5 separate regions of the Mus musculus genome follow, and all the other regions are linked to region 2. Evidence: chromatin loops called from intact Hi-C (ENCODE). Cell type or tissue: left cerebral cortex. All regions are shown on one strand. Links, peaks and the distances in the headings refer to the core of each region. The heading gives the core; the rest is flanking DNA.

Evidence for each region. Peaks named below come from ENCODE experiments on the same cell type or tissue, not always from the same donor. Only the 100,000 strongest peaks of a DNase experiment are listed, where the experiment ranks them.
Region 1: a loop joins it to region 2, with 6 times the contacts of the local background. A loop is called at or near these places in 3 of 42 quality-filtered maps.
Region 3: it touches region 2 in a loop (3-fold over the local background); 2 of 42 quality-filtered maps call a loop at or near these places.
Region 4: a loop joins it to region 2, with 16 times the contacts of the local background. A loop is called at or near these places in 27 of 42 quality-filtered maps.
Region 5: it touches region 2 in a loop (4-fold over the local background); 3 of 42 quality-filtered maps call a loop at or near these places.

What each region holds. Positions count from the first base shown.
Region 1 is chrX:158,610,361-158,616,413 of GRCm38, reverse strand. No RefSeq gene overlaps it. Among named protein-coding and RNA genes, the nearest start is that of Cnksr2, 570 kb to the right of the region's middle. In left cerebral cortex, for the core only: a CTCF peak has its summit at 2,602; DNase peaks (open chromatin) are centred at 1,111, 1,954, 2,138 and 2,553; H3K27ac peaks cover 2,656 bases.
Region 2 is chrX:157,729,135-157,735,187 of GRCm38, reverse strand. The region is part of intron 4 of Smpx (small muscle protein, X-linked); the gene reads right to left. Among named protein-coding and RNA genes, the nearest start is that of Gm15169, 28 kb to the left of the region's middle. In left cerebral cortex, for the core only: a CTCF peak has its summit at 3,036; DNase peaks (open chromatin) are centred at 3,048, 3,557, 4,473, 5,001 and 1 more place; H3K4me3 peaks cover 188 bases; H3K27ac peaks cover 2,375 bases.
Region 3 is chrX:158,388,201-158,394,253 of GRCm38, reverse strand. No RefSeq gene overlaps it. Among named protein-coding and RNA genes, the nearest start is that of Cnksr2, 350 kb to the right of the region's middle. In left cerebral cortex, for the core only: no CTCF peak of the experiment used is centred there; a DNase peak (open chromatin) is centred at 2,545.
Region 4 is chrX:158,919,957-158,926,009 of GRCm38, reverse strand. No RefSeq gene overlaps it. Among named protein-coding and RNA genes, the nearest start is that of Rps6ka3, 330 kb to the left of the region's middle. In left cerebral cortex, for the core only: CTCF peaks have their summits at 750 (motif pointing right) and 3,693 (motif pointing right); DNase peaks (open chromatin) are centred at 3,970, 4,331, 4,910, 5,576 and 6 more places; H3K4me3 peaks cover 204 bases; H3K27ac peaks cover 4,606 bases.
Region 5 is chrX:159,251,570-159,257,622 of GRCm38, reverse strand. Rps6ka3 (ribosomal protein S6 kinase polypeptide 3) reads right to left here and starts at 1,841. Exons shown (of 22, transcript NM_148945.2): 1 at 1,435-1,841. The coding sequence starts at 1,503. In left cerebral cortex, for the core only: a CTCF peak has its summit at 2,345; DNase peaks (open chromatin) are centred at 2,276, 2,865, 3,275, 3,350 and 3 more places; H3K4me3 peaks cover 2,637 bases; H3K27ac peaks cover 2,179 bases.

The DNA.
Region 1 (6,053 bases), core at 675-5,674, 880 kb before region 2:
AGATACTGGTAAGGAGAGAAGAGGGCAAGTAGATCATTGTTTCCTCCTTTGTAGATCGACCTTGTTTTCATTCTGTGTTTTTGTTTGCTACTTCTGCCAACTGTATCTAGCGCTTCCGTAATCAGGGGCCAACACAACATTCTCACTCAGAAAATCCCCAACCAGCACAAAGAGGCTGTGTAGAAGAAGCTAATAGTATGTTGCTTGCCCTTCTTTGATCCTGGACAGCCACCAGGTTCTAGCTTCCTTCTAGATGCCAATATCTGCATCTCTGGACCTGAGAACTTTTTTTTTTTTTGAAACTGGAGAAGCAGATGGCAAATATCAGTGAAATATACCCTTTAATTTCACAAGAGTAGCCCTAAGCCAATGGCTGCCAGAAATTTGGTATCTATTTCCAATAAATCATCCCTTATAAAATGAGATAACCATGAAGTATATATTTTATACTGCTTCCTAGGGGTTTCTGTTGGGATTTGACTTCAGTTGCTGCTGTGGTGGTGGAATTTACAGTGTACCTTGAATATTTCCCTTTCCTTCTCTATAGTCTTTCCTCACCATTCTTGCAGTGGTCTCTGTGTCAAGCACACAAATAGAATCCTCATTTTATAACCTGGTCTCCTATATCCAACTAAGAGAAATCCTTAGTTTCCCCTCCATCCCATCTTCTTGATGATGTTTGCATTTGATCACCACTTTGATCAATACCACTACTCAATTGTAGTGGGGGGAGTTGCCTCTTTAAAATAAAATTTTAACCTCTTTGTATTGTTACATTGCTTTGGAGAAGATTTTAAGTTTCAAATATACTGGCATTTAAGTAATTATTTGTTCTGCTTCTCTTTTTTGACAGTACATAAACTGGTTCTTTTCTCAAGATACAAGAGAGTGGCTGGGAACTGGATATTAAAACCAACTCTGGCACAACAAATGAAAGACCTCTTCCACTGTTGCCTGTGAAGAACTCTTACAAAGGTAGGATAATATGCAGCAAAATTACTTGCCTCTTTGAGCTGGCAAGGAATATAATTAAAATAAAGAACTGACATCTTATGTGACAAAGTCTGAGTAGGAAGCATAGCATTTATTACCTCCTGTTCGCTAGCTTTTCTTTGGAGGAAAAAAAAGTCAGCAAGATTTTATCTTGGATGACGCCTACTCACCTGGCTTGGCTTAAGCTAAAAAACATGAAAATGGTGGGGTGTGAAGTAATAGACCAGATATGCAATTTGACCATGTTATGGCTTAAAAACTAAAGCTAAAATGCATTTTCCCTAAAAATGGGATGATCCAGAAATCTGCCCTATACATTAAAATCTAATAGTGGCACAAGCTCTATTATATATATATATATATATATATATATATATATATATATATATATATATATATATATGTTGCATTGTTCTCATTGACACACAGCAATGCCTGTTCCTTGGGGTTCTTTCAGGAGATCCTGGAGCTGAAACTCACTCAGGGTATACCCAGATTCTTAGGAACAACACTGTTGTTTGAATCAGAATGTATGTAAGCCATGAAATAGGTTCTAAGAAATTTTATTTTATCTTGTAATCATTTTTTAATCTCCCATAATTATTCATAAGGAGAGGCTCTATGAGAATTTTTCCCAGAATCTCCATGGAGGAGAAAGGATAAAAATTTGCTGAACTATGGAGTCTTACTAAAGAATTCTTCTCCGAACTTAAGATCCCTCAAATCTAGTCCTCATCTCAGACCACAGCATCCTTCCTCTCCTAAATACAGTCTCTGAGTAGGAGGTTCTCAATGTAGTACTGACGTAGGTGTGAATATTCAGTGTTTAAAGTCATGGGAAGCAACTTAAATTAAATTGCCTCGAAGTTTTTTAAGCTTTTAAATTTTCTATTTTGGATTTTTTTTTCAAAAAGACGGGCAGGGAGAGAGAAACAGCTTGTTCACTGGGTATCTTTTGTCGACCCACTCCCCTCCCCAATACCCTGAGATTCAAAAATTCAGTTTTGGGGTACCAGCATAGCAAGTCTGCTAGTACTGGAGAAAATGCACATTTGGCATGTTCTTTTGTACTGATGATTAGTGAAAGAAAACAACACTCTTTTCAGTAAGGTCTTCTCCTATACAAAGTAGAGTTTCAGCCACCATAAAGGGAAGCTATATTTATAGAGCCATGTTCTCTTGCAAGCTTGTGTGTGCAATCTGCTCCTGACCATCCCATCTGGCATGGACTGAAGAGATTCTAGACTTGGGATTAGTTAAAGCAACACAGTTTTTAAAATATTCTGAGGAATAAAAGATTCCAGTATGATTTTCATAAATTTTCAGCATCCTTTTGTCTAAGTTATTTGATGTGAACTCATTTTAATGTCCGCAAATGCAGCCATGATGGTGTAAGATCTACAGGAGGGTGGTTTTAAGTTGAAACTGGCCATCAACCTATGAGGAAGTGTTGTTTTCATTTTATTTCCAAATCCCTAGCTTATGTGAGCTTGAATCTTCTCAGTTGTTTTTGTTTATGTAACTCAGGAGGTACATATTTGTTCTACTTTTTAAGTACACGTATAATGTTCATTTGGAAAGTGAACAGTTGCAGTACTAATGCTTGCCAATAGTGGGTGCTAAATGAATATTTGTGGAATAAAAAACAACACTCCCCATTGTATCTCAGCATTATATAGGTTTTTATCTTTTTTTTTAGTACTGCAAGTATCATTTTACTTGATTCTTACAAGTAACTAGGGAACCAATGGCCACTAATTCTATGTCCTTAATGAAAGTTACCCAACTGCCAAATGATGCGGTTAGGATTTAAACTCCAATTATAGAAATAAAAGGCAATGCCTTGGCTTTACCAAGCATTGAAGCATGGAATTCAGGCCTCTCTTGGAAAAGAACAAATGGTTTATGTTGATGTAAACATAACATGATATACAGGAAATAATTTGAATTATTGTGGCATGATAAATTTGACTACTTTATGGAGGGCTATGGATGGCTGGTTAATCCAATTCTACTTCAATGGAAGATTTGGAGCAAGAGAGATTGGCATCTTTCTAGGCAGATTATCCATTGTCCACAATGAACTGAAGGATGATGATGATAATAATAAGCAGAGCTGTCTTTGCCTCAAAATGAGGGGGGTGGGGTGGAACTAGAATGCAGAGGGTTTAAACTGGAGAGAATTCAAGCTGAAATGCTGTGCTCATAGACAGTGACTTGAGTCAGAGGAGACATTGTGGAGGCACCTCATAAACGTTTTTCTTTTTTCTTTTTTTTTTTTTTTTGTAAAGGGAAGTGGAAGGATTTTTATGAGCAGTTAATAGTCGTTTAAGATTAGATAGCAGCAATTATGGCAGACCCAGCTGATAGTAGCCAGCATTTTAGTAATACTATCAGTAGTATGGAAAAGCCAGGGAGATTAAAGTGATAAGGCATTGTATAGCTGGGGCTTTATACCTAAGACTTGCACCATTAAGACTGTTAACTACAAATTAGGGTGAAAGGTTCAGGAGTGGGCAAGAGTAGAGGTCTGCACATAGCCAGAAAACGAAAAGTGAGACCTATGATGTGTTAAGATGCAGGAAAGAGAATTATAGCATCAGAGAGAGGAATCTAGGAGTCTGAGAATTGACAATTTCAAATGTCTAGTGAATGATTGCAATGCAAATTGAGATGGACCATTGTGATTTACGAAGTCCCTGTGATAGAGACCAGAGTAACAGAAAAAAACATTAACAATGATACTGATTTCTTTTTTCTGAGAAGAGTACAGCAGAGAGTAGATACATACAGTAAAACTTTATATAGAGAGCCTGAATAGGAACATAATACAAAATAAAAGGAATTTCCTTATATCTGACTATCTTCTTTCCCGATTAACTTCATCTGGACCCTCCCTCTGCCCCCACTTTCTTTGTCAAAGGATAAATCTTCCATGAACATAATTTTGAAAGTTTGCCTTTTAACACTGCTGTTAAATTCATAAAAGACCTATTTGCCATTTATAGGAAAGAAGAAACGTATACTTTTCTTTTTGTAAATGACTTTTTGGATGAATAGAATAGAATAGAATAGAATAGAATAGAATAGAATAGAATAAGGTTGAAACAATGTATTACCATTTGGTTGAAAAGAAATTAAAAACAATAACCAGAAGGTATGAAACTGTAATAAGAAGGTTACAAACTAAACTGGAATGGACTATTGTAGACTTTGCTAGAAGAGGACCTGTCTTAGTTAGTTTTTTATTTCTGTGATAAGCCTCCAAGAACAAAAGCAATTTGGGGATAAGAAGGTTTTATTTCATCTTCCAGGTTTAAGATCATACTCCATCATTCATAGAAGTCAGGACAGAACCTCAAGGGAGAAATTTGTAGGTAGACCTAAAATAGAGGTCAAGGAGGAATGCTGCTTACTGGCTTGCTCTCCAGGTTTTGCTCAGCCTTTTATATAGCATCCAGGACACCTGGCCCCAAGGGTAGCAAAGCCTATGGTGATCCGGACTCTGTCATATCAATCATGATGATAATGTATTGAATCTCTAAAACTGTAAGTAAGCCCTAATTGAGTATTTTCCTTCATAAGAATTGCCTTGGTTGTGGTGTCACTTTACAGCAACGAAATACTAACTATGACAAACAGCTTGTTAGACCATTTTATAGGGTGAGACTTGTGGCCCAGGCAATGATGGATCAGTAGTTGGTGGGATGACACATCAAATAGGACTACTTAGATGTTCCCTTGGCCCACTAAACTTTAATCTCACTCCAGGACCCAGAAGACAGACGAAGGGGTAAAGTTCATTAGCTGGACCTCTTTGGCTTCATTACCAATGTGTCTGCTTTCCACCTTTAATTGGCTTATGAAGGATGGGTGGCCAGATCTGGCCTTGGCCACCAAATGTGACTCTAAGTTTGATAATATTAATACTTCAAAGATAGGTGTCTTTTGTCTAACTAAGGGAGCTAAGGCTCTACTTTCCATATGTTCCTGTTCTTGTTATGTTCCTCTAAAGCACTCCCAAATTTATCAGAAAGTTTCTGTTTCTAGAATAATTAGCGTCTCCCTCTACTGTCCTATTATGTCTGCAATATTGATGTCTTTTGGAGATGATATTTTTAATAACTTCATTTCTTTATTGTTTACATACTTCCTATTACCTAAAACTTGATCTTATTGCTATAGCCATTGTTTAAATCATCAAATATCTCAAATTAGAAAGTTCTAAAGTATACCTGTGGACTTGCTCGATTTATAATTTTGCCTCTTTTGGACATCTCATTTAATATATATATATATATACATATATATATATATATATATATATATATATATATATATATATATATACATACACACACACACACACAAAACAGTGTTTGGTTACCTTCAACTCTCATCTTTAACAAAGTTTCCAAAGTTCATTTAGGCCATAGTATATGTAAGGACTTCATTCCTTTGTATGGCTGAATAACATTGATTATATTGGTACACCAAATTATATTTAACTATTTATTGATAAATATTCACTTTGTATCTAGTACCAAATTGTTATGAATAATACTGGTATAAATATTCATGCCTATGAGTAATCTTATGTGTTCTGAGTATATATAATCATGATTTTGTTTAATGATGGGTATGTATTCTAAGAAACTTTATTTCATTTATTTGAACACTATATTTTTACATAATGCTTTATGGTGTATAATCATATACCTTATTGATCCTAAGTTAAAAAGTTGTACAACAGATTAATGGATACTATAGATATTTGTAATACAATGGTAAGTATAGAAAGGATACAGTAACATATAATATAAACAGCATAAAAGATTAAAACTGATGTATTTGTACAGCTCATTTATACTGAATGGTGCTATCAGGACTAGAAGTTTCTCTAGGTGAGTTGATAAATAAGTGACTGAAGGATTAGGTTGTTAGCATAAACTATTATAGACTTGAACAACATACACTTAGGCTACATGAATTTTTGTGTCACTGGGTATTGAATGTACATAAATACAAGACAAATATTTGACTACTGAGCTATATCTTAG
Region 2 (6,053 bases), core at 693-5,692:
GTTTATCTGAATTTCAGTGAGAGAGCCTGGCAAAGCTTCTTACTACACATTTAAATGCTGGCTATAAAACTGGGCTGAGTGGATGGATATGCACATAGTATGTGAGGGATTCTCCAAGTGTAATCTCCAACCCACTACCAGTAGCAACAATGACCACCGTGGACAATTGTCACAAAATATACATTCCTGGACCCATTCTAGACCTGTTGAATCAGGAGCACTGAGGTTTAGCCCAGAAGTCTAAGATTCAGCAATCCTTCCAGATAATTTTAACATAAAATCTTGAGACACTGTTTGGGGAAGAAAGGAAGGCATATTTGTGCCGAGAGGACATATGTGGGGAGGGAGTAAGGAGAAAGGAGAAGATGTGAGCTTAGTACAATATTACATATGTATGAAAATGTCACAGCAAAACCCACGATTTTATATGCTAACTTAAAAATAGTTTTAATTGAAAACCATCATTCTCATCTAAGACTTTTCTTCATACTCCAAGGCCCCTGCCAAGAATGCTGTCCTTGGTGCTGCCATGGTCCCCTTTCTCCTCAAGATCTCAGTTAAAAATAGGAAAAGGCTTGCTTCTTGAATTGGCAGGCCATCCATGCAAAGTCAGCCAGGAAAAATAACTACACTATTGGATTCTAGAATCTAAACCTGCAATGATCTCGGCAGGTTGGAAAGTGTCTGCCAAAATTCACAGAGCTGTTTTGATTTTTAATGGAGACAGCTTTGTATTTCACCTAGCTCAAGTTTCTTGGCATTTTACCTCCTACATGCTCAGTAAGGCTGTCAGTAGTGAGGCTGGGCTACAGACTCTATGGCCCTAGTTCATACCATAATAATAAGGCTGCAGAATTGCAGCAGATTATGCAAAGTTGGCCTGTAGTGCAAGAGATGAGCTCCTGGTGACTACCTCTTGATATTTCAGAATTTGATCACCTAGTGAGAAAGAGAGCAAACTGAGTGGGGACTGAGCTATGAAAGTTCAGCAGGGGCAGGATTCGTTAAGGGAGTTCTAGAAACACTGTGATGTGGGTGCATTTGAAGCCCCATTGGTCTAGAGTGTTATCAGCAATTTAGGCTCATGTGTCCCTCTTCCTGCCCACCAGGGGCTCTGAAGCCAGCTGGGATGGTGAAGTGACGTGCTCTTGGCAGTGGAAGCATGTCTATAATTGGCTCATTATTGAATTGGATTTGGCACAAAATGACTCCCAGGTTCTCTGCCTCCTGACAGGTAATAAGGAGCAAGCTTTGTATATGATACTGCAGGGAATCTAAGATACCTTTCTTGTCTGCTGGTGATGATGGAAATCTTTCCAGAAGAGCTCACTTATAGAATGGTGATTTAGGACATTCTGAAGTAAAGCTTTCCCCAAACCGATTGTTTTCTACCTAGTACTTCTGATATTAAGACATTCAGCCTAATTCCCATGATTCTCTCTCTCTCTCTCTCTCTCTCTCTCTGTGTGTGTGTGTGTGTGTGTGTGTGTGTGTGTGTGTGTGTGTGTGTGTGATTCAGCCTAATTCCCATGATTCTGGATGTTCTCTCTCTCTCTCTCTCTCTCTCTCTCTGTGTGTGTGTGTGTGTGTGTTGCTTTGGTGTTTGCATGTGAATACTGTGCTGAAGTACGATTTTCCATTGTTTTACCTATGTGTATGTTTGTGAGTAAATACATCACACTTCACCATGCAGCAGTTAGAAGGCAACTTTAGGGGATTGGTTCTCTCCTACCATATAAGTCCTGGGGACTGATCTCAAATTATCAGGCTTGGTGGTGAGTGTCTTTATCCACTGAGCCATCTTGCTGGCACAATTATAATTATTTATTTACTAAGCATCGGGGTATGTAGCTCAGTGATGGAGCACTGGCATTCATAAAAGACCTGGGTTTGGTCACCAGCACAAGACACGGGATGCAAGAAAACACTAAATATGGGCAGAAATTAATTTCTTTTTAAATACATCTGTCGTGATACATTATTGGTAGAAAAAAAAGATTATTACCCCTATTGCATATGAACTTAAATAGATGTACTTCATAACCAGGCTTAAAATTATCTTTCTCTGACAGGAAATGACAACACATCCCACAATCTTCCACCCTGTGAAGTTGGAAGTCACATAGGCATGAATTGCAAATCCAACTCCTGTCTAACTGATCTTCCAGCACTGATGAAGCAGAATGAACATGGAAATACTTTTGAATTCTCAAAATCAAGTCTGGAGGCTTGATAATGTTATTCCTACTGCTACATCCTAGTTAAAAGATGTGATTTAGAGTTGTTTTTTTTTTAAATAAATCCCTAACAAACCTCTTTTTCTTTACTGCCTGCTTATGATGCCCCTTTAAGCAGCCACTTCACAAAGTCTGTAGGTTCCCATATTATTTAATTAGCACCTGCATTTGTTCGTGACAGCCTGCCTGTTTCCCTCTTACTGCAAAAGAGACATTGCTCAATTCCCAAAGTAAGTAATGAAGGGAGTGGGGAAGGGATGAGGCAGGGAGGAAGGGAGAATGGGAGACAGGGAGGAAGGGAGGCAGGGAGGGAAAAGTGGAGGGAAGGAGGGAGAGAAAGAGAGAACCCTCCTGTAGGGCACTAGTTGGGTGTGAGTGGTGCCTTAAGATTAGGGCACGCTGTAATGTTGTTCAGAGAGACATAGTTCTCAATTTATTCCCTGGACCAGGCTTCTACATAGTCCTTGCATGAAATAGGCGAGATACCTTTGTCTACCAAGCCCCCCCCCCCCAAAAAAAAGGTTCAAAAAGTGGTATAGGAAACATCTTGACTTTTCTTTAACCTCAGAGAAATAGTAGCTCGATCTCTAAATGTTTCTTAACACTGACCATATTCGGGGGTGGGGGGATCCAAAAATTACAAACCATTTACTAGTTGAAAATGGGCAAAAGAGGAGAAAAGTCCCTTGAAGTTTTCAATACAAAACGAAAGTGCTCTGGTGAAACTCTGGTAATGCCCTCTGGAGCTTTGAAAAACTGCCACCGAGCAGGCTTTGAAAACTTGAGCTGCAGCGCCTCCTCCAGGAGAAAGAGGGTACTTGCAGACTGGAAATCTTCTTACCAAGGGCAGAGGCTCTGGCAAAGCAAAGTAGGAGGAGCCAAAGAAAAAGCAGGTCCTCTGAGATCCTCGGGAGCCTCTGGGTGAGCTCAGATTAGTCACAGATAATTAGTGCCTTTTCACGTTCAGCACACTTTCTTCCAGATCTCTACAGAAATAGGCTGAGCTACTCTTTAGAGGGCACTTTATTTAAAAGCGAAACAGTTTCCAGCTTTGGAAGCAAGGGGAAGGGTGTAGGGACAGCAAAAGGAATGAACGCTTTCGCAGTGTTTGATTGTCTTAAGTGTCCCATCTAAAACACCTCACTGCCCTTAGGGTTCCACCGCTTACATTTGCATTCTGCTCAGAGTTATGGAATCTCAGGAGAGCATTAAGTGGAAACTGAGTCCAAGTGTGTACCAGAACATGTATCATCTAGTGGTTTCTCTCAGATGGCAAATTCTGTGTCAGGAAGCCTGTCCACACCATCTCGTGCAATCACAACTGACTGCTCTAATCACCCCCATACACTCCTTGCTGAGTCACACTCGGAACCTTGTTTCTTCATTTTCCGTGTGAGCAAATGTCCCTTCTCATATCCACACCCAACTACTCTGAGTTCTCGACATTTACTTCTTGTGTAGTCATGTATGGCACAATAGGTGCACACATACTTTAAAATTGTCCTGATTAAGCGTGGTTCCTAGTGCTAATATGCATCTTGAAGGAAAAAGCTAATCCAGTCAGGGTATATTCTACTTAGCCCATGTAGAAAATGATTAAGAAATGAAAATGGATTCTGAATAAATGGGATGTATGAACACTTGGCATTTAGTAAAAATGCTTGGCACATTTTTAGGAATTGTCTTTGGAACTAAAGGCCAGGCACCTTTTGTACTATTTGAGAGTCAGGCTAGAGCTAGGTCATAGGGGCTGGCCAAGAATTTCGTAGTCCCTGCTGTATCATGTCAGGGCGGGTTTTCCATGGTGTAAGGAAGTTATCACTGACCCTCCAACAGAAGGCTGCCAGTGACTTTCTGGCAACAGGGCATGCTTGCTTTCTGCTGTTTTTCAGCACTCAAGAGGAATTGTTGTGAGCTGCCTTGGTGCCACCTGCCTAGATGAAAGAGACTCTAATTTGTCAACTGCTTAATAGAAAATTCACTCAGTGGGAAGCCAATTGACCATCCCTGCCTGGGATTAAACCAGCTACCACCTCACCATCTGCATAAAGATATAAACCAGAGCATGTGGATTAATGAGTTCACAGGCAGGGGACACTGGCAAGGGAGCACAAAGGAAATCTGCAAGTCTTGATTTGTTCCTAGTGATGCCTTCTTCTCAAACCCCACAGCATGTGTGGGGAGTTGAAACGAGCAGCGTTGTCACGATGCAGCCAAGTCTGATTAGACAGCCCAGAATTCACTTTCCTGGTTTTCTGCGTGGGCTGCACACAGCGTGAGAGGGGGAATGAGAGAAAAGGCTTCATGGCTGGAAGACAGCTACACTTGAGAACAACACAGCCCTGCCTGACAAGCCTTCGCTCATCCTGGGAGCAAAGGTGGACTCTGCAGAGGCCTGGCTTTTCTCAGCAGCAGCTAGGTTGACCCTGACCAGGGCCCTCACCATGTCCTGTGGTCATAATCTTGTTCTACTCTGTCTCCTCTCCTTCCCTGCACTTCTTTTTCTTTCATTTACATTTTATAGTCATTAACCATTTCCTTTTCTTAAGACCTTTAAGGGACAGCAATTTCTTGTGTTCTCATACAATATTTCACATATTAAACTATGAGTCAGGCTACGTGCCCTGATCCCCTGTACCTGATCATCTCTGAACCCGGAGGGGGTGTCCTTCACAGTTACTAGCTGCTGACTGACTGAATGAATGGGTAAACATTCAAACAAAGAAACAAAGAAGCCAGCACATGAGAATAGTGGCTCAATACCCTCCTTGGTGGGATGGAAGTTTCTGCATTCTTGTAGCCTTTGCTTGTTTCACTCAGAGCTGGCACAGAAAAATATTTGAAAGGACTATGGTTGACTAAAAGGACATTTTTAAAAGGATGATGCAGCAGGTGGCCATGGTTCACAGGACTGGGTAAATAGTATTGCAGATGCTGGAGTGACTTACAAGCAGGGTGACTCTAGTGCAACCGAATAACCATTCTTAGCATTTACTGGGCTATAAATGAATAAGCCATCCCTTGTGGTTGACACAAGTGGTAAGGGAAATATGAATGTGGAACACAGAATGCTCCATCAGTCATTCCCAAGCATATAACAGATGGGACTGCTCAGGGTGGTGAAGAAATTATAATGGTGCTCTTGGTTACTTATATTTGCTACTAGTACGTACCATTGAGTTTAAAAGTTTGCAGAACTGCTGAGATAATTGTATAACCCAGGTAGATATATTAGATATATTCTAAATATCTAATTTGCTAATGGATAAAAATTTTATCTGACTGCCTTATTTCCACAAAGTTAATTATGGTAAAAAAAAAAAAAACTATACCTGTTAGGTAGTTAATTCCTATGCCTTTTTTCTTTAGCATTTTAATTTCTATAAAGTGCAGTGAAGAGACTGCTTGGATGTGACATTAATCTCTCAAGCAGAAAATTGGGTTTATTCTTTGCTAGCACTACTAACATTTAGGACTGGATAATTCTTTGTGTAGGGTGCTCTTCTGGAAATTATGGGATGTTTATCAATATCCTTGTCTTCTTGCTCACCCTGTACACCAATTTGTCTAGACATTGCCAAATGTCTCTAGAGCACACACACACACACACCCTATATCCTAGGTCATAAAACACTGAGAAAAGCTTTCCACAATATTGAAAGCAAAGCATGTGCCAGTCGTGACCGTCCTTTGGTCCAGGAAAAGTTACATACCAATGTATACAAATTTGCAGAATTGGGTCCTGAGCCAACTGTTTCTATGCAGGTTGTAAATATGTCCTAGCACAAAAGTTTTATGAGACAACAAAAGAACTGA
Region 3 (6,053 bases), core at 481-5,480, 660 kb before region 2:
TCCTGAGTTAATTTCATTGACTTGGAAAACACAGAGATGCCCAATTTCAAAATCAACCAGCCACAACAGGACAAATACTGTATGATTCTACTCCTATGAGATACCTGGAGTAGTGGCTTTTCTAGAGATGGAATTAGAATGGGGTTTCTGGCACTGGGGTGGGACAATTAATTGAGAATTGACTGTTTAATTGGTTTAGATTTTAATTTTGGAAGATTTAAAAAAATCTGTGGGTGGATGATAATAGTTGTGTAATGATGTGATGGTACTTAAACACTGATGAATTGTACTCTTAAATGGTGGAAGCAGTAAAACTTATGTACATTTTAACATGATTAGAAGAAGCAGAAACTGGGGATATATAGCTCAGTGATAGATCACTTGACTAAAATTCTCAAGGCCCTGGATTTGACCTCCTGGACTTGGGGAAAAATATTCTTAGGGAATGCCTGTGGAAAGAAGACTCCAATAGCTTGAATCTCTGACAATTTTTAAAAATTAAAGTATAATTACACCTTTTCCTTCCTCTATTTTTATCCTCCACCCCTTGCACTTCTTCCCACATTCATGGCTTTTTTTCTTCAATTGTCATTGCTGAATGCACACACATATACATATACACATACACATACACACACATACACATACATAAATATATAAATATAACATCAACCAGCTGAATGTATTTAGTGTTGTTTGCATATATGTGACTTCGGAGCTGACCATTAGTATTGAGTAACCAATTAAGAGTCTCATCCCTTGAAGTTTCTCTTTATGCATACAGCGACCATTATAAAGCCACAGCTGGTCAAAATTTTCATCACCTACTGGAATTCTTTGATGTATAAATACCTGCTTCCAACATAGTATATTATATTATCCTTGTAAAATGTCTTTGAGAATCCTTTAAAAGTTTTATTTTATTTTATTTTATTTTATTTTATTTTATTTTATGTCTTTCAGTATTTGCCTACATGCGTGTATATGCACCACATGCCTGGTGCCCAAAGAGCTCAAAAGAAGGTGTCAGATACCCTGGAACTTGAGTTAATGGTGGGTGTGTCCCACAGTGTGGGGGTTGGGAATCAAACTCAGGTCCTCTGCCAGATAAACAAGTCCTGTTAATCATTGATTTTAACCCTAATATTAAATGGTTGTGGCTCTAGTTCATCCTGTAGCAAAATTTGTTCTAAAGAGCGGTTTGAATTGAAATGGTTAACTCTTCCTAAACATTGATGGTCTTAATAAAGAGTGAGCCATTTTAGTTAAAAAAAATAAAATGCTTAACTACTTTTCTAATTATGTCTTATCTATGGAATCATTGGTGCCATTTTCTGAATTGTGAGATTAATAAACTGTGTATGGGGCAAAGTGATCATGATTGGCTGTGTATATTAATGAATTTTAATATATTGATTACAAATTCCATAAATCCCATCCGTAACCAAAGTGTGTCACTATAATAAATGCCAGCTTATCTCTTGCTAAGAAAAGACCCACTGAAATATTTTTAGCGACTTAAAGCTTGAGCTAACTGTCCATTTATTGATGTTTAACAAATTTACTGTAGGGAGAGACTATATTAGGTAAATTACAAGGACATTTTTCAACTTTATGATTCTGTGGTATGCTGGATTTCTGAAAATGACTCATTCACAAAGCATGTAGAGATGCATACTAAGGAGATTGCCAAACGATTGGGGTTCTTATCAATACATTATTTCTCACCATCCTTAAATTCAGATGTCACTATTGTGAAGCCAAATGTCTCCAACAGCCACCCTGTAGACCGCCTGACATGTGATCTGCATAGGAGATTCCATTGCTGCCCATCCATATCCTTTTTGTATTCAGGCCTCAGAGCAATAATATCATACTGAAAGTACATAGAATCTTCTGTTTGATGATTTACCCCCGCAAGGCATATATGAGTATATATATATATCATCTCTTTCATGTGGCAGGCTGAAAGTGCCAAATAGTTAAAATTTCTACTCGTCCCCAATAATAATTGAAAATGAGGAGCAGATGGCTTAGCTTCCTTTTTCCTTGAGTAGATGACTCTGAGTTGTCCTTTACCCTATATCCTAGGGCTTCCTACTAGGAATGAACTCTGTTACTTGAATCGGGAACATTCTCACACTGAAACATTGGCTTATCTTCCTTCCCTTATCTCTCCACTCTCATTTACTAGTATGTGCTGGCATCACCTCCCAAATAACTCACTTTCATGAAAACCTGTGTCCTTAGGTCAGCTCTGAGGTGAAGGAGGGTGAAGAATTCATACAGAATAATATGTAATAGAGAAACAATATGGTCAGGGTCCATGAAACATGTACACTGAATGAAACTTGACATCATGGTAAATGAGTTTAGTGTTAGGATCTCATAAGTATTCACTATGAATTTCCATAATACAAAGCCTGTTGGTTTTCTCTATGAGCTTCTTCTAGTTCCTCAAAATTATGGTAATTCCTCATCACCTATTCTGTGGATCTTGACTCAGATTTGGAAATCCCACTTATTCATAAATTTGAATTACTCATAAGGTTGATTCATCCATGGCCTATCATGACCCACCCACTTCTTTCTCCTTCATGAATTTTTCAGTCTTGAGGTTCACTGTTAATCATAGAAGCCTAATTTTATTTTCCATTCAAATGGGGGAGACTGAAAAAAATCTACTATATTCAATTTTGAGCAGACAGTAAGTTAGTGATACATAGTTATATATCATCTAGTTCAGAATAAGATATATGGCATTAAGAGGGGAACTATTAATAATTAAACTAGCACAGGGCTAAAGATATAAGCTCAGTGGCAATGAACTTCTCTAATAGATGTAGAGCCCTGGGTTCAATCTGAAGCTCAAAGTAAAATAAACTAGGAAAATAGTATAAATTAGTACAGTTCTGGAAAATTTATACTGTCTTCCCTAAGATTGGATTCACTAGTAGCCAAATTACTCATGGCCTCTATGTTCATGGGCAGAAATAATAGCTATCACATGATTTTTTCCATTAAGGGGACACATGATTTTTCTAAGCAAATGAAATGAAAATATGGCCTTTGTTAACGTATAAAACATTATCATTATAGGACTACAAGGATGCGTTGACTTGCCAGTAATCATGGGGCCAATCATTGAGAAACAACAAGATGTTACACTCTTTCATATATTCTGAGAACACATTCTAAGACTGAAGAAAGCTTGGTCATGAATTGAACAATTTGTTGTTTAATGAAGACACAAAGCTATTAGGTAAAAATATACATTTTTCAATTAAAAATTCTTAATAAATACAGATGGAGTTGGAACAAACAATTTTTGGTTTCAAACATACCTCAAAGCAGCACATTTTGTTATGGTAAAATTGAAATTAAAAAATCTAGAAGTATGCCTATATCTGTCTTAGATATGTAGGATGAGTGGGAAGATAAGTTCTTATTATTCAGAAAGAATTTTTAAAGGTGTGTATATCGGAATATTAAAGAGAAAAGTGTTCACTCATTGTTCTGAATCAATGGGCTATGAGAGACTAGGTTCATCTTATAAATACAAAAAAAGGTCTGTTTCTTTCTATGAATCTTCAAGTAGACAAGGCAACTAAGCATTTCTTACTAGCATAGGGTAACAAAAGACAGGCCTTCAGTAACACTCTTAGTATGCTAAGGAATGAAGGGTTGAAGGCTCAAGTTTCATCTCAGCTAATACTATCACTATAGTTCTTGTTCAGTTCATATAAGAATTGGAAAGACTGAACTTGGCCAGATTTTCTAACTGAACTCCAGATGACCTACATGTTTTGGGTTATCTTTCAAGAGTCACTTGGAGCAGAAAATAAAAGCATTAAAGAACAATTTTCCCCCCATATATCAAGCATTCAGAAATTCCACCCAAAATGTTTCAATTACATGATGGATATAGTATATCTCATGCCCATGCTATCACTGTCTATGAGCAAACAACATCTATATCTCCAAATCAGGTATCTCCCATGAGCATCCAGTTACCTAAAGCAACATGTCCATAAGCTTCGAAAACTCAACATGACAGAGATCAAATCCTTAATCTCCTATAATTCAATGGCCTCTTACTATGATCCTTATTCTAGTGAACATCATATTATACTTTCAGCAATGTTCAGAAAGAGATGGTATCCTAGACACCTAGTTCCTGACTTAAATTTGCCCTCATTCTCATATTCTGTGAAGTTGACCTTTCAATACCCCCCTAATTGTTTTACTTCTCTCCATCTATACTATGGCTAACCAAACCTGAGTTGTATCCATCTCCTGCCTGGATTATGGTACAGATTTTCTAAGACCTCTGCATCTGTTCTTTCTTATCACATTGAAGAAAGACATGGCAACCCAACAGGAGGAAGAGTCTCAAGATCACACCAGAGTCAGAGACCCACTCATTCCCACATCCAGAAGCCTGCATATGCATATGCATATTATATATATGCAGGGGACCTGGTACAGACTTGTGTAGGCCCTATGCTTGCTGATTTAGTCTCTATGAGTTCATATGTACCTTGCTTAGCTGATTCAGAGGGCCTTGTTCTCCTGGTGTCCTCCATCCCCTCTGGCTTGTATAATCTTCCTGCCTCTTCTACTGAGGAATTCCCTGGGCACTAAGAAGAGGCACTTAATAGAGACATCCCATGTACAGTCTCCCCTCTCCCTCTCCCTCTCCCTCTCCCTCTCCCTCTCCCTCTCCCTCTCCCTCTCCCTCTCCCTCTCCCTCTCCCTCTCCCTCTCCCTCTCCCTCTCCCTCTCCCTCTCCCTCTCCCTCTCCCTCTCCCTCTCCCTCTCCCTCTCCCTCTCCCTCTCCCTCTCCCTCTCCCTCTCCCTCTCCCTCTCCCTCTCCCTCTCCCTCTCCCTCTCCCTCTCCCTCTCCCTCTCCCTCTCCCTCTCCCTCTCCCTCTCCCTCTCTGTAATATCTAGCTGTGGGTCTCTGCATCTTTGTTCCCACCTGCTGCAGGAGGAAGCCCCTCTGATGATGACTGGATAAGGCACTGATCTTTGAGTACAGCAGAATATCATTAGCAGTCATTTTATTGCTACTTTTATTTTTTTTAGGACAGTAGTGTTTGTTTTTACCCTAGGTTTTTGGGTAATCTATTTCTCTAATTCTTGGTTACCCAAGCAGTGTCAGGTATGGGTTCCATAGTTTGCAACTATGTTATCGGGCATTTTCACATCTATGTTCATAATGGAATTTGGTCTGTAAATCAATTTCTTTGATTTGGTCTTTATGTGGTTTGGGTATCAGGGTAACTTTGGTATTTTTAAAATGAATTGAGTGGAAAGCGAGGCCCATTGGTCGTGCAAACTTTATATGCCTCAGTACAGGGGAATGCCAGGGCCAAGAAGTGGGAATGGGTGGATAGGAGAGTGTGGGGGGGAGGTTATGGGGGACTTTTGGGATAGCACTGGAAATGTAAATGAAGAAATATCTAATTAAAAAAATGAATTGAGCATTGTTCCTTCTGTTTCTGTCTCGTGGAATAATTTGAGGAGTGTTGATGTTAACTTTTCTTTGAAGGTCTAGTAGAATTCTGCTCTGAAACAGTGGGCCATACTGTCTTATTGGTACTTTGTAACTACATTGTGTTCCTTTATCAACTGAATCCATTCATCTGTATGACTGCTATAATACATGAAAGTGCCAATAATTCTAAGCTCTTTGAGAGTGAAGTCTTGGCAAAGTTTTGTTTTTAAAGATAAAGATATCTTCTGTCTTACATGGTTTCCTACTGTGCAACCTTGCGACTTCCCCCATCAGGAGGTAGATACTGACTTTTGACTGCTTTTGCTAAGAGAACACATCAAAAGTCTCCAAGACTGATTTCCAAGACTGTCATAAAATCAGCAATAATTCCTCCTTTTTCACTTTCCTATTTGCACTTTGAATTTGAACTGTGATGTGAAAAAAAAAAAAAAAAAAAAAAGCAAAGGAATCAAGGGACCTGAGGATTCTGTGCATTGACAGAGCTCAGCCACGTGCAATAGCAGTCCTGGCCTTCACATTATCCTAGCAAGTT
Region 4 (6,053 bases), core at 595-5,594, 1.2 Mb before region 2:
AGGTGATGGCACATGGTTCCTTCATGGACATTCAGATTTCAATGGCAAAAGAGAATGACTGGGTTTTGAGGAGAGAAGAAAAGAAATGACTTACTTCATATAATATACAGTTATCCCTCTTTTAAAATGAGGACTTGAAAAAAACCCAAAACAAAACAAAAAACAACCTTACAAGTGACCACCCTGGCTGCTTGTATAAAAAAAAATGTGTAGTGCTCAATAATGTTAAGCAGTTGAACTTGGACTAACTTCATGTGTTTGATAAATGACAATGTCAATCTTTGAACTGCAAGGTTCCTTTAGCTCTAACAAATTATGAAAATTCCCCTGAAACAAATATGGGGACCTACATTGAACACACTTGTATACTCTATATAGAAAATAGATGGACAGTTACTTGTGGGTATGGCTTGTGATAGGAGCTCCCAACTTCAGGGGCTTTCTCCATTGTATCAAGTCATGTCAGGCACAAGATAGGTTTATATAAATGGGGTAGGTATTACATAAACGTTGACTATAACTGTTTTTAATGGTTTGGTTTATAACACACTTTTATTTGATACATTTTGAGTAACTGAGTTGTATAATATATAGGAAACTTATTACAGTTTTGATTATATTCATATTACTGGAATGCTTAACATTGTAGTTTTAGTATTTTGGTTGCTAGCCCTCCCAACAGTTGCACTGGTATTTTAAAATGCATTGGAATGACTTCGGTCTAAATCAGGTAGTTCTTCAAATGCATCACTAGGTGGCAGCAAAGCTTTAATAAAATCAATTCTCAGCCCCTTGTGGAGCACACAGTATTTCCTTTTGTCTTCTTTATTACACAACCTCATTGCACCAACAAAATATTATTATCATTAACATTGATAGTGGCAGCTACAGCAAAGGCAACTGACCAAGATGTCCAAAACATGACACACTAAACACAATTCAGCATTAAGTGTTACAAAGTTGTTGCAAAAGACTTTCGAAATTATTAGTCAAATAGGCTGAAAGCATTGTCACTGAACTTAAAGCCAGCTGCCACCTTCCCACACTTATGTAAGAAATAGTTCCACAGGCTCCTTGAAGAAGATCTGTGGGGCCTTAGTTGTACAGTGTGTGACTGCCACAAAGGGAACCTCTGAATAATTCATGAAGAATTGTTATTTTCTTATATTGTTTGAGATGGAAGTCGGCTGCAGGTCTATAGACAATGACGCAATTACAGTGTTTAATGTCCCTTTGGGAGAGTTTCTATATTCCATCTTTGTATATACACTTGGCATCTTTCATTTAGAATGAATGGGTTCACTTCTTTCTTGTTTGAGAAAAATCCTCTTCCCCAGCAGAGTCCTAGGCTTTCTTTCTCTGGTGATTCTCACATCAGCTACACTTTCCATTACATTCCTGTCAGCAGATATTCCCAGCGGGGTAGGGGCTGCACATAGCTGGGATTTCCCTAATCGAGATGCCCTCCTGGCTCCTGAAATTGGTGGTTTTAACTAGCCCTTCTATTGTGAACAATGGATCCACACTCCCCTTTCTTTCTCTACTTTGCTTAAGCATTCCTGGATTCTTCCCCCTTACACTCCCCCTTCGTATCTACCTCCCACCCTTCTTTATCTCCTGCATTCTTTTTCCTCCCTCTCTCTCACTTAAAATTCTCCTAACGTCCTTTCTACCATGCAGTGCAATCTTAACCATCTAACAAAAGACCGTATAACGTAAATTCCATTTCAGAAATGGGAGGAGTTTTCTTGCATACTAAACAAGCATTTCCTATCTTGGTAGGAAAACAACAAAACATTTTCCCTTGGAAGCGCTGCTTAATCACGGCTATCAGCATCGCCTCAAGCTGAATGTGCATCCATCGAAGGCAAAACACAGCCCAGTGCAGAAGTGCAACAACCTACTTTAAGATCTGCACACATCACGTGCGATGAAAACGGATTTCGTTTCTAGGCTCTTCCCCCACCTTTAAAAAAAATTCTCCCTTATCACGATTCCTTTCTAGGTGGAGGAGGTTCCACCTGCCCACTCACTGCGTAAACCAAATCTGTGCCTGAAAATTAGACTCCTTCCAGTGTGGTCAGAATCAGGTAACAACAGCTGAATTCAGTTCACCCCATGCCTTCTTTGCTTTCCACTGAGCAGTGAAGTGTGAAGGCTTATCTAAGGAGCAGGAAGGGAGAATTTGGGTTACCCATTTGTGTGTGTGTGTGTGTGTGTGTGTGTGTGTGTGTGTGTGTGACAGGGTTGTCCTGCTTTGTGCCCATTAGTCATTAAACGCATACTGCCCAGGCAGTAAAACAAAAGCTATTCTCGGATAAGTACGAGGCTTAATAAAGAGTTGAAGGAATTTCAAAGAAGGAAAAATGTTTCTGTATTCCCTGGGGGCTACATGGTCTCTGCTGAGTATTTTGATTTGGGGGTACATGGACGTAAAACCTAGCAGATTGTATTCTATACCTGCGTGCTCGCTGGCAGGCACAAAATGTACGCTGTTAACTACAGACGTCTGGGTTTGCTTCTCCCGAGGGGCTGATGGAAGATTCACCAGCACGTGGGTGAAGCAGCAGCCTTGTGATCTGGCTTCCCAGCCTCCGAGCCGCCTTCCAGCTGCCTTATGTAATGTGATCTGTTTGCTGATGGGAGCCTGATTAGTTTCTGGGTGGGAACTGCAAAACCTGTGCACAGTCCCCGTGAGTGCTAGACTCCGCCAGCCTAGTTGAGTTTGTATTTGTCAGGCAAGCAAGGGGTTAAATGGAGCCACACTAAGGGTATGCACGTGGGTGCACAGGGAGGCCAGGAATGGTGTGGATGAGTGATAGAGGCAGTTGAAGTAGTCCGAATAAGAGCAGCATGTGGGTGGTGGAGAGGGAGAAAGAAAAGCCGGGGAAGGGCTTTAGGGAGGAAAAGCAGTCGCCACCAAGCAGCTAACCGTAGATCATTGGCATGCATTCCTTATCAAATGAGAGCAGGACACAGAGACTGAAATCAAGCTGAGCAGAATTTCTAATAGAACTGGCTGACCTTTCAAACGAAGTACTTAAGTAAAGATGGGCAGCACATGGCAGGACTTTTTACAAGGAGGCAAAAAGTGGGCAGCTCAGAGTTTCAGGTGTACTGTATTTAAACAACACATCTCATTGGTTTTGAGTCAAAATACTTTAAAAGTACCCCTCAAGCCACATTTAGTGCCTCAAGCCTGTAATCGTAGCACTCGAGAGGTCGAGGCAGGAGGACTGGTGGTAGTGTGCAGCCAGCTTGGGCTATATAGTGAATTTCAGGCCAACCTAAATTATACCAGGAGACCCTGTCCCTCCAGGTAACTTTATTTGCTCTGGAATTCTTTTTATCGTCCCAAGTTGAGGGGACTGCATGCTGTTTTGGTAGGAGTTTAATATAAATAGCCAAAGTTTTTTTTACACTGTTATCCTTTGAGAGTTGTTTTATTTTCACATTTCTATAAATATGTTCAGCAACAAGGTTTTTGGAGAGCTCCCCAAGAATTTCGCTTGTGAAAGTCTCCATGAGAATTAAAAACAAGTCCCTGTGGGTTCTCCATAACCGCTAACTTTAAGACTAAAAAGTTACATTAATGAGTTCTCTATAAATCTTCTCTCCGTCGATAAAAAATTCTTTTTGGTATGGTAATTTTGTTTACTTCTCTCAAGAGTCAGTCATAATCAAACTTGACCAGCAGGGGGCGAGCGTTCACAGAAAATGCAAGTAGTCCCTGCTCTGGCTGATTTGCCGGATGGAAGAAACAGGTTTTATTCTGAGGTATTTTCAGTTCAAATTCAAGTTCTAGAACTTTGATTTATTATTAGCTTCTCTTACTTGGGGAGAAGGGAGGAGAGAAAAACAGGTCTGTCTGCTACCCGTGTGTTCTACCCCCAACTTTAGGGAAGGGCTCAGAAACCGCAAGTTTTCAGTAGAGTCAAACAGGCTGGATCGTGCATGAATCTGAGAACACAGGCTCCAGTTTTCCTAAAATGACAAATCGCCTCCCGTTACTCAAGAAATCACAAAAGATTCACACCCACCCTTTCTTCCCCCGAGCTTTGTCCTTCTGCGAGTGATTTGCAGTCCCAGACAAGTATTATATAATGATGAGGCAGAGAAGCCTGAAGCTTAGTCTTACTGCTTCTTTCGCAGAAAAGACATTTAAAAAGAAAAAAAGAAAAACGATTATAACACCATCTTAAATGTTTCCGAGACAAACGTTTCTGCCAAGTGTTGGAAGAGTGGGGCATTAGTGTATTAGTTGTGTCCATTTGCCATGGTCCAAGGGAGCAGTTTGAAGGGAAAGATGGAAAGATACAACTTGCGGGTGAGTGGGAAAGGGCCTGCAGTTCCAGGACATCTGGCTCTGATCCCGGCTGATTTAGCTGGCTGAGTATTCTTGAATTCCTTCCCTTCCTGGTCTTCAGTTTTACAAGCTGCAAATGATGACACAATGCCTTCCAATCTAACATGTTACCCTTCTCTCTAGAATAAATGTAGATGACATTGTTTATTTGACTTCTTTCCAAGAACACAGCAACATTCGACAACCAAGACAACATTGTTCAGGATATTATGGTATTTCAAAAATCCCCAAAGTACTTTGTATTTCACATTTCTGCAAACAGTGTCACTATTTATCAACAATTTCCTTAGTGTTTTTATAGCAATTATTGTCTGAGTAATTCTCTCTGGGGAATCCTAGTTAGGTACTGTGTGGTATGGAAAAGCCTTCAATTTTTTTTTTCTTTTTTTTCTTTTTGCTTCTTTTCTTTCTTTTCTTTTTGGGGGATGGTGGTGGGGAGACAGGGTTTTGCTGAGTAGCTCAGGGTGGTCTTCATGCCTCTACCTCTTGAATGATGTGATTATAGGTCTGTGCTACTCTGTCCCCAGCAGAGCTTTTGATCCCTACGATGCAAGCATCTTTGGGGATTACAGTGAGACTTCAGTGACTTGATGTTAAGCACACAGTAAGCTGGGATATAGGAGCTCTTCAGTACTATTAGTGCTGTTAGTGTTTGTCAGCACTGCTAAAAGATCCAATGCACACAGTTGATTAAAAGGGGTTCATTTTTTTTTAAACCTCAAAGACCAATACAATATTTAGCTCTTTTGTTCACATATTTACTAACTGAGGAACTTCAGAATTTCAAAAAATCTGCAGGGGGATTTTTTTCCCCCCAGAGACACTATCCTGTCTTGGAAAAATCATCTTATTAAGGTGAAATTCTGTGGTTGTTGGCATAGCTTTGCAGCCTACAGGGGCAGTGTGAGGAAGCTTTCATTGTCCAGGCCAGAGAAAACAAAACATGACTGAAAAATGATCAAAATAACAACAGCAGCAGAAATGTAGGCTTAGGTTTAGATCACAGATCTGCCTTTTATTTGCTGTGTGACCTTGGAAATATTGCCCCTTCTATTATTTCTTATGTCTCTTTTAGTGCGTGTTGCTCAGCTGAAGGGAGAAAAGAGAGACTTACTGACAAAAACCAGTGAGAGGCAACACCAATACCACGCAGCTCTGCTAAACTTAGCCCACAGGGTGAAGCAGCCTGATTGAGCATGTGTGTCCCAGGGATGGGGCTTTCTGTTTTTAGCCCTCTGACCATATGCATATGCAAATGCAAAGAAAGCCCTGGTGCCCTGCTCACTGCCTCCAGTACTCAGTTTAAATTGCTGCAGGATGCTTTCTTTAAACACCTGTGACTCTGCCTGACTCCTTCTCTGTCGGAGGGATATGGCTAGCTCATAATCAGAGCAAATTCAGTGTGTGACATTTAATGTTTCTCTTGCCACAACAAAACAGCTTTCAACTGATGCAGGTTCCAGTGTGGGTGAAGAAAAAAAAATTCTCTCTCTCTCTCTTTATTTTTTATTTCTTATTATTTTTTTTGTTTGGGGTTTGGTTTGCCAGTTGGGTAGATTCTGAGTTGTATATCAGGCCTGCCTGGAAAAATGTGACCCCTAGCAGTCATGCAGATTGGATCCATTCTAATGCCCCAGTGTTCTAACAGTTGTCAGAAACATTTGCCTCAGAAACATTTAAGACAGAA
Region 5 (6,053 bases), core at 330-5,329, 1.5 Mb before region 2:
TTGCTATTTTAGAACAGCATTATCCAGTAGTAAATTATTAAGCATGAACTTGTAAGCTTTATTACAACTCTTCCTGCATTTAAGAACAAGTAAATATTTTTATATGGTAGTGGAGGTGACAGGGGAGAAAAATTAGAAAAAACGATCTGAACGGATTCCTCCCTCCCCCTCTCCCCCCTCCCAGAGAATGTCAGCGTCCCGCATCTCACACCAAACTGAGCCCGAGTTTTACTGACGTAACCAGTAACCCTACCCACCTCTCACACTGCGGAGGCCGATGGGGGCAGTGGCTGCCGCCAAGTACACCACTCATCAGAGCCTGCCCCATTCCACCCCCGCGTTTCAGTCATGCTTTCCAGAAATGGGGTCACTCGCTCAGTAACTATTACACACACCCAGCCTATCATTCTGTAATCCCCTAAAGTCCGCTGCGAGGATAGAATTCAGCGAAAAGTCAAGAAAGAGGAATCACAGACGCGCCACCATCAGGAACTGATTTTCCACTCTGGAGAGGAGCGCTGATACCCTGGAATGGATCTTGTCTGCATTATTTTTTTAGATCGCCAGTTGATTCTGGGACAGTGGCGGCTGTGAAAAGCTCGGTGCTGGGATGTGTCCGCGGAAATTCTGTTTTGCCTTGTTTGGGTATACTGTTTGGGTTTCTGACACTGGGGTGGGTATCTCAGGGCCGATCATCAGATCCCGGGAGAGGAAAATCAGATAGCCCTTTTACAGCGTCCGCTGATCTCCTTGAATTTCACCCGCTCACCTCCATGGACAGGAAGCAAAAGTTATACTGGGGTCTTCCAACTCAGTGACCTCAAAACCTAGGAGTAGGGGACCTAAGGCGCTCCGTTTTTCTTTTGCAGCAGCGGCAGAGAGCGCTGCGGCAGACTGACCGGGGTGTGGGGGGATCCCTCAGTCCTGGACCCCTTACTCAAAACCCTCCCGGCTTGGCTCGCCCACCTTGCCCTGTGGGCGCCCGTCTCCCTGTAGCAAACCCCTCCGGCGGCCAGACTGAAGTCTTGGCTCCTGGTGAACCGAATCCAAAGTCTCTAAGATTCCGGAGAAGACCCTAGAGCCGGCAGGGCCAAACTTCCCAACTCCCCGCCGCCGGCTCCTGCTTTGCCTCCTGCTTCCCCCACGCAAAGTTGATTAAAACAGGCTCTTTGCAAAGCCTCAGCGCCCACTCCAAACCCCACGCGCCGCCACACCGGCACCCCCCAACCCCAAAAGCAGGGAGAGGCGAGGGTGCGGGAAGGAGACACAGACAGATCGGCAAAGCCCAACGACCCAAAGCAGAATCTCGCCCCGGGAACAAGATGTGAGCCGGCGGCGGAGGTGGTCTAAGGGGGGCAGCTCCGGGGAAGAGAGCTAGCGCCGGCGGGGGCGTGGGGAAGGGGCGCGCCTGCCCTGCCGCACGGCTGCACTCACCTCCGCGCTGTCGGAAGGGCTCTCCACAGCCATCTTCTGCCACGGGTCCGCCAGCTGCGCCAGCGGCATCTTTCCCCCCCTCCCCGGCCCGCCGCCGCCTTCACCGCCTCCTCCCTCCCCACCCGCCCCACAGCCGGCTCGGCTCCTTAGCCACTCGAGCTCCAAGGCAGAGCCGAGAAGCAGCAGCCGGGCAGCCGCGGCTCCCCCGAGAGCGAGCTCGACGCCGACGCCGACGCCGACCACCCGAACGCCCAGCGCCTAGCCACAGCCGCCCGCACTCCAAGCGAGAGCCTTGCGCCGCCGCCAGGCACCAGGGCTCGCCCCTTTCTTCCTCTCCTCCTTCCGCCGCCCGGACTACGGCTCCGCCCCCCGCCTCCCCTCCCCGCCGCTTCCCGCGCCCGATCCCAGCAGAACAGCGACGGCCGCGCGCTCCCCCACTTCCGCTCACAACATGGCGTCTAAGCGATACCTGTCTCTCTAGAGCGAGGCTGGGCGGCCTCCGCCACCACCGCGCGCACCCAGGGGCGGGGCCAGTGCCGGACACGCCCCCTGGCTGGCCGCTCGGCGCCGCCCCTTTTCCACCTCCTACCCCTTCCTCCTCCTCCTCCTCCTCCTCCTCCTCCTCCTCCTCCTCCTCCTCCTCCACCTCCTCTCTCTAGCCTCAGCTTCTGGGCCTCGCCTACTTTCAGGAAGGGCGAGCCCAAAAAATTTGGGGGCGTTGGCGGGAGATGGGGTGGGGAGAGAAATGGGCTCTGCGGGGCGGACGAGGTGCCTTTGACTGCCACGAGTCCTAACAGCTCGGAGACTAGTTGAGAATAGGAGAGCAGAGGGGTTCGCGCTCAGCTGGTGAAGCTGGGCAAGGCGCTGGGGGCGCAGTCCGGTGGTAGCAGCCCCAGGCGGAGGCAGGAGGTGTCTTTTCGGCCTTTCTCCTCCAGGGGTGCGCGTGGGCGCGCCTAGGCTATGGGCACATCCCCTCCTGGCCCAAGACTCTCCTCCTTCAGGGTCACAAGCTGGGTATTCATTCACCTGACCCCTTTTCTCCTGCTTGGACGGGGACTCAAGAGGCTTCTTTCCCGGGAGCTAGCCACACATACGTACGTTCGGCTCCCAATTTGATTCAAAGCTTTTCGAGTTGACTCTCGTGTTCAATGTTTAGTACTTTGGAAATTTTTCGTCCCACCCTACCTCCGCCCTAATAACCCTTCCCAAGTGCATAGAGCCCTCGAGTTTCGGCCCAGACTGTCACACTCCTCCCTTGCTACCTAAAGCTTAAAAGAAAACAGGTTCCTTAAGGTTGCCCTTCTTGGCAGAGATTAAGGAGTTAGTAAAAATATCTTCTAGGCAGGAGCGCGGGGTTCCTGCTTCTCCGTTGACTTTAAATAAAAGATTAGATTTTTTTTTTTAAATCAAGCTGGTCGTAGGCGGAGGAGAAAGGGAGGGGAGGTTGTGACTCCTCCTCCTGCCCGAGAAGAGGAAGCCCTAGGTTAAGGGAACCCAATCCTCAGTCGGCAACGGAGCCACAGAATTCTAAGAGTTCGAGAATTAATGGCTGGGCGCTCTGAGTGGATTCCGGGAAGGCTCAGTCCTGGGTTCTCGAGCCCGCTGCTTAGATGCGCTGAGTATGTCTGGGATGTGTAAAAGTCGCTGGGCTGAGTGGAAAGCTACTGCAGCCCCTGGCTAACCGCCCTGCATCGGAAAGAAACACACACACACACACACACACACACACACACACACACACACACACACACACACACACACACACACACATCTCAGGCCAGCTTGTCTACCCAGTCCACATATCTCAGGCCAGCTTGTCTCCCCAGTCCCCAAGGCCTGGAGGGAGGCATCTCTAGCCTCCCACGCTTGGCTACCACAGCGCGTCCCCCCGCTGCGCTCTCCCTGCATGCCTTTTAACAGTTTCCTTTAATCATCCCAGGATCCAGACACCTGGAGTGTCCCCGCCTCACTCCCTTCAGCAGGTGTGAGAATGACCTTACAACCCCACACCTAGCTGGCCCGGGCTGTGGGAGCTGTGCGAGGTTTCTTGCTTGGTCCGACAGAGACAGGTGCTGGGCTCCTTTTGCTGCCATCTGCAGTTTGCCCCTCCAGGCCTAGGAGCCTCATCTGATGAAAGCTCCAACTGTTTTTTTGGGGGGGGGGGCAGCCGGAAATTCTTGCTGAGAGCCCCCTCCCTCAGCCTTGAACTCAGGGACAGATCGCGTTAAACAACAACTAGGCAGGCTCAGAATAAACTGGAGGAGAGAGGCACGACGAGGAGATTGTCACCATTTTTGATTCGGGTGCTGCAAGTACAACCAGGGCCCTAACACAGGTTAGTTGGCCGCGCTGTCTTGATGTAAAAAACAAAACAAAACAAAACAAAACAACAACAACAACAACAAAACATAAACGTGCTCAAAGAAGTTTGACGTTATGGAATTATGTATTGTTTTGCATTTATACACAGAAAACCTAAATTATGTGTCCAAACACACTCTGGCACTAATTACCCCATAGAAACCATATAAAATAAGCCTTTTGAGCCAGGGAGAGGGTTTGTTTAGTGGGTAAAGACACTTGCTGTTTGATAACTTGAGTTTTGATCCCTTGGACAAGAATGGTGGAAAGACAGAGAGAGAGCTGACTCCTAGAAGTTGTCCTGTGATCTCCTAGGCTGGCACACATAGGCACACACATATTCAACAAATAAATTAATGTAATTAAAAAAAATTAAAAGCAAAGCATGCTGTGTGCTGTTTTCAGAACCAACTTTTGATGGTTTCTGTTTACCCTGAAAACAAACCAGAGTAATTTAATTCAATTTTATTTTTTGTAGTTCTCCGGATTGACCTTGGGGCCTCCCTCACTCACAGTATTCGAGCATTCTCAGTTATATTCCCAAGACTTTTTTGTTGTTGTTGTTGTTCTGAGTCAAGCTCTCACGAAGTCTCCCAGTTAAGATTAAGTCTTGTAGTTTTTCTGCCTCGAACTAGCAAGTAGCTGGGAGTTACAGGCCAGTAGCATCAGACCCTGCCTGGAATAACTTTGAAAACAAGGTTAACTGCAATTGTGGGGACTGACTGGTAAGTATGGGTTCAAACACCCCTACCACAGATGTCTTCTTGAACTGGGAACTGATTTAGAAAAATACAATTCATTCTCTCTCTCTCTCTCTCTCTCTCTCTCTCTCTCTCTCTCTCTGCCTCTGAAAATAAAGAAAAGAAAATGATGGGGAAGTGTTTCCTCCGTTTATTTAATCAGATCCAAAAGTAGTGCACTAATCCTCTTTGCTTGGATAATTTAGGGAAAAAAAATCAACTAAGAGTACAATATTTATCCCTGCCTCATCCCCTGTACACTTTTATTATTATTTTTTTTTCATCAATCAGGAGGGGCACAGCATCACACAGTCTGTGTCTGATGGCACTCATTAGCAGGAAGGTTGCTTTGAAATTTGGAATTTGGCACGAATCATGCCGCTCTTTTCACAGGCCCAGGTTTCCTTTCTCCAGATTGCGCTTGCTCTGCTCAGTTGGCCTCCAGGACGCGATATGTTGTTTTTTTGCGCTATACACATAAGCACATCTCTTGCCTGATTCAGTCTCATCCCAGGCATAAACACTTTCTATTTCAAGAAGAACCAAGTGCTCTGGTTCTGGAGATCCCGTTTACAGCCAGAAAAAAAAAAAAAAACAAAACGGTTGCATTGCAACTTTGGAGACATATTTGCCTTTTACAAGTCCTGTTCTCAGTGGGTACAGAGAGAGGGACCCTTAACAGCACAGGATGCAGAGGCAGGCAGATTTCTGAGTTCGAGGCCAGCCTGGTCTACAAAGTGAGTTCCAGGACAGCCAGGGCTACTCGAAAAAACAAAAAACAAAAAACAAAAACAAAACAAAACAACAACAAAAAAAAAGGATTTTGAAACAGTAGCCAATGCTGCCCTCAACAAGATTACTTCTGGTTTTTTCTAATAAAGAACTTTTTCATCTTGCTATTCAAAGAAGAGTTGCCCCCTCTCTCTAAGAAGGGTTTGGGAAGACCACAAACCACTAGCCTTATGTAGCTACTGAGCCATGCTGGTCCAAATTCGAATGTGTCACAACATCCAGGTGGTTGTGGCACATGCCTTTAATCCTAACACTTGGGAGGAAGACGCAGGAGGACCTCTGTATTCGAGGTCAGCTTGGTTTACTGAACAAATTCCAAGACAGCCAAGGGCTACACAGGGAAACCCTGTGTCAAATAACCAAAGAAGAAGAAGAAAAGAAAGAGGAAGAAGAGGAGGAGGGAGAGGAGGAGGAGGAGGAGGAGGAGGAGGAGGAGGAGGAAAGCGAACAAAGAAAACAAGATGAGCTGGTTCGATGTATCTTAAGAAAAGAATATAAAATATCTCATCAATAATTTTGTACGGACTGTACATTGAGATGATATTATGACTCTCTTGTGTTAAATGCAATTTCATTATATTAAGTTCACTTTTGATTTGTTTGTGACATAATCTCATCACCTACCCCAGGCTGGCCTCAAGAATCTGACCCTCTTGCCTTTGTCTCTTGAGTACTGGAGTTGCAGGTATGCAACCGCCCTCATGCCTGCCTTCTGACTTTACCTAT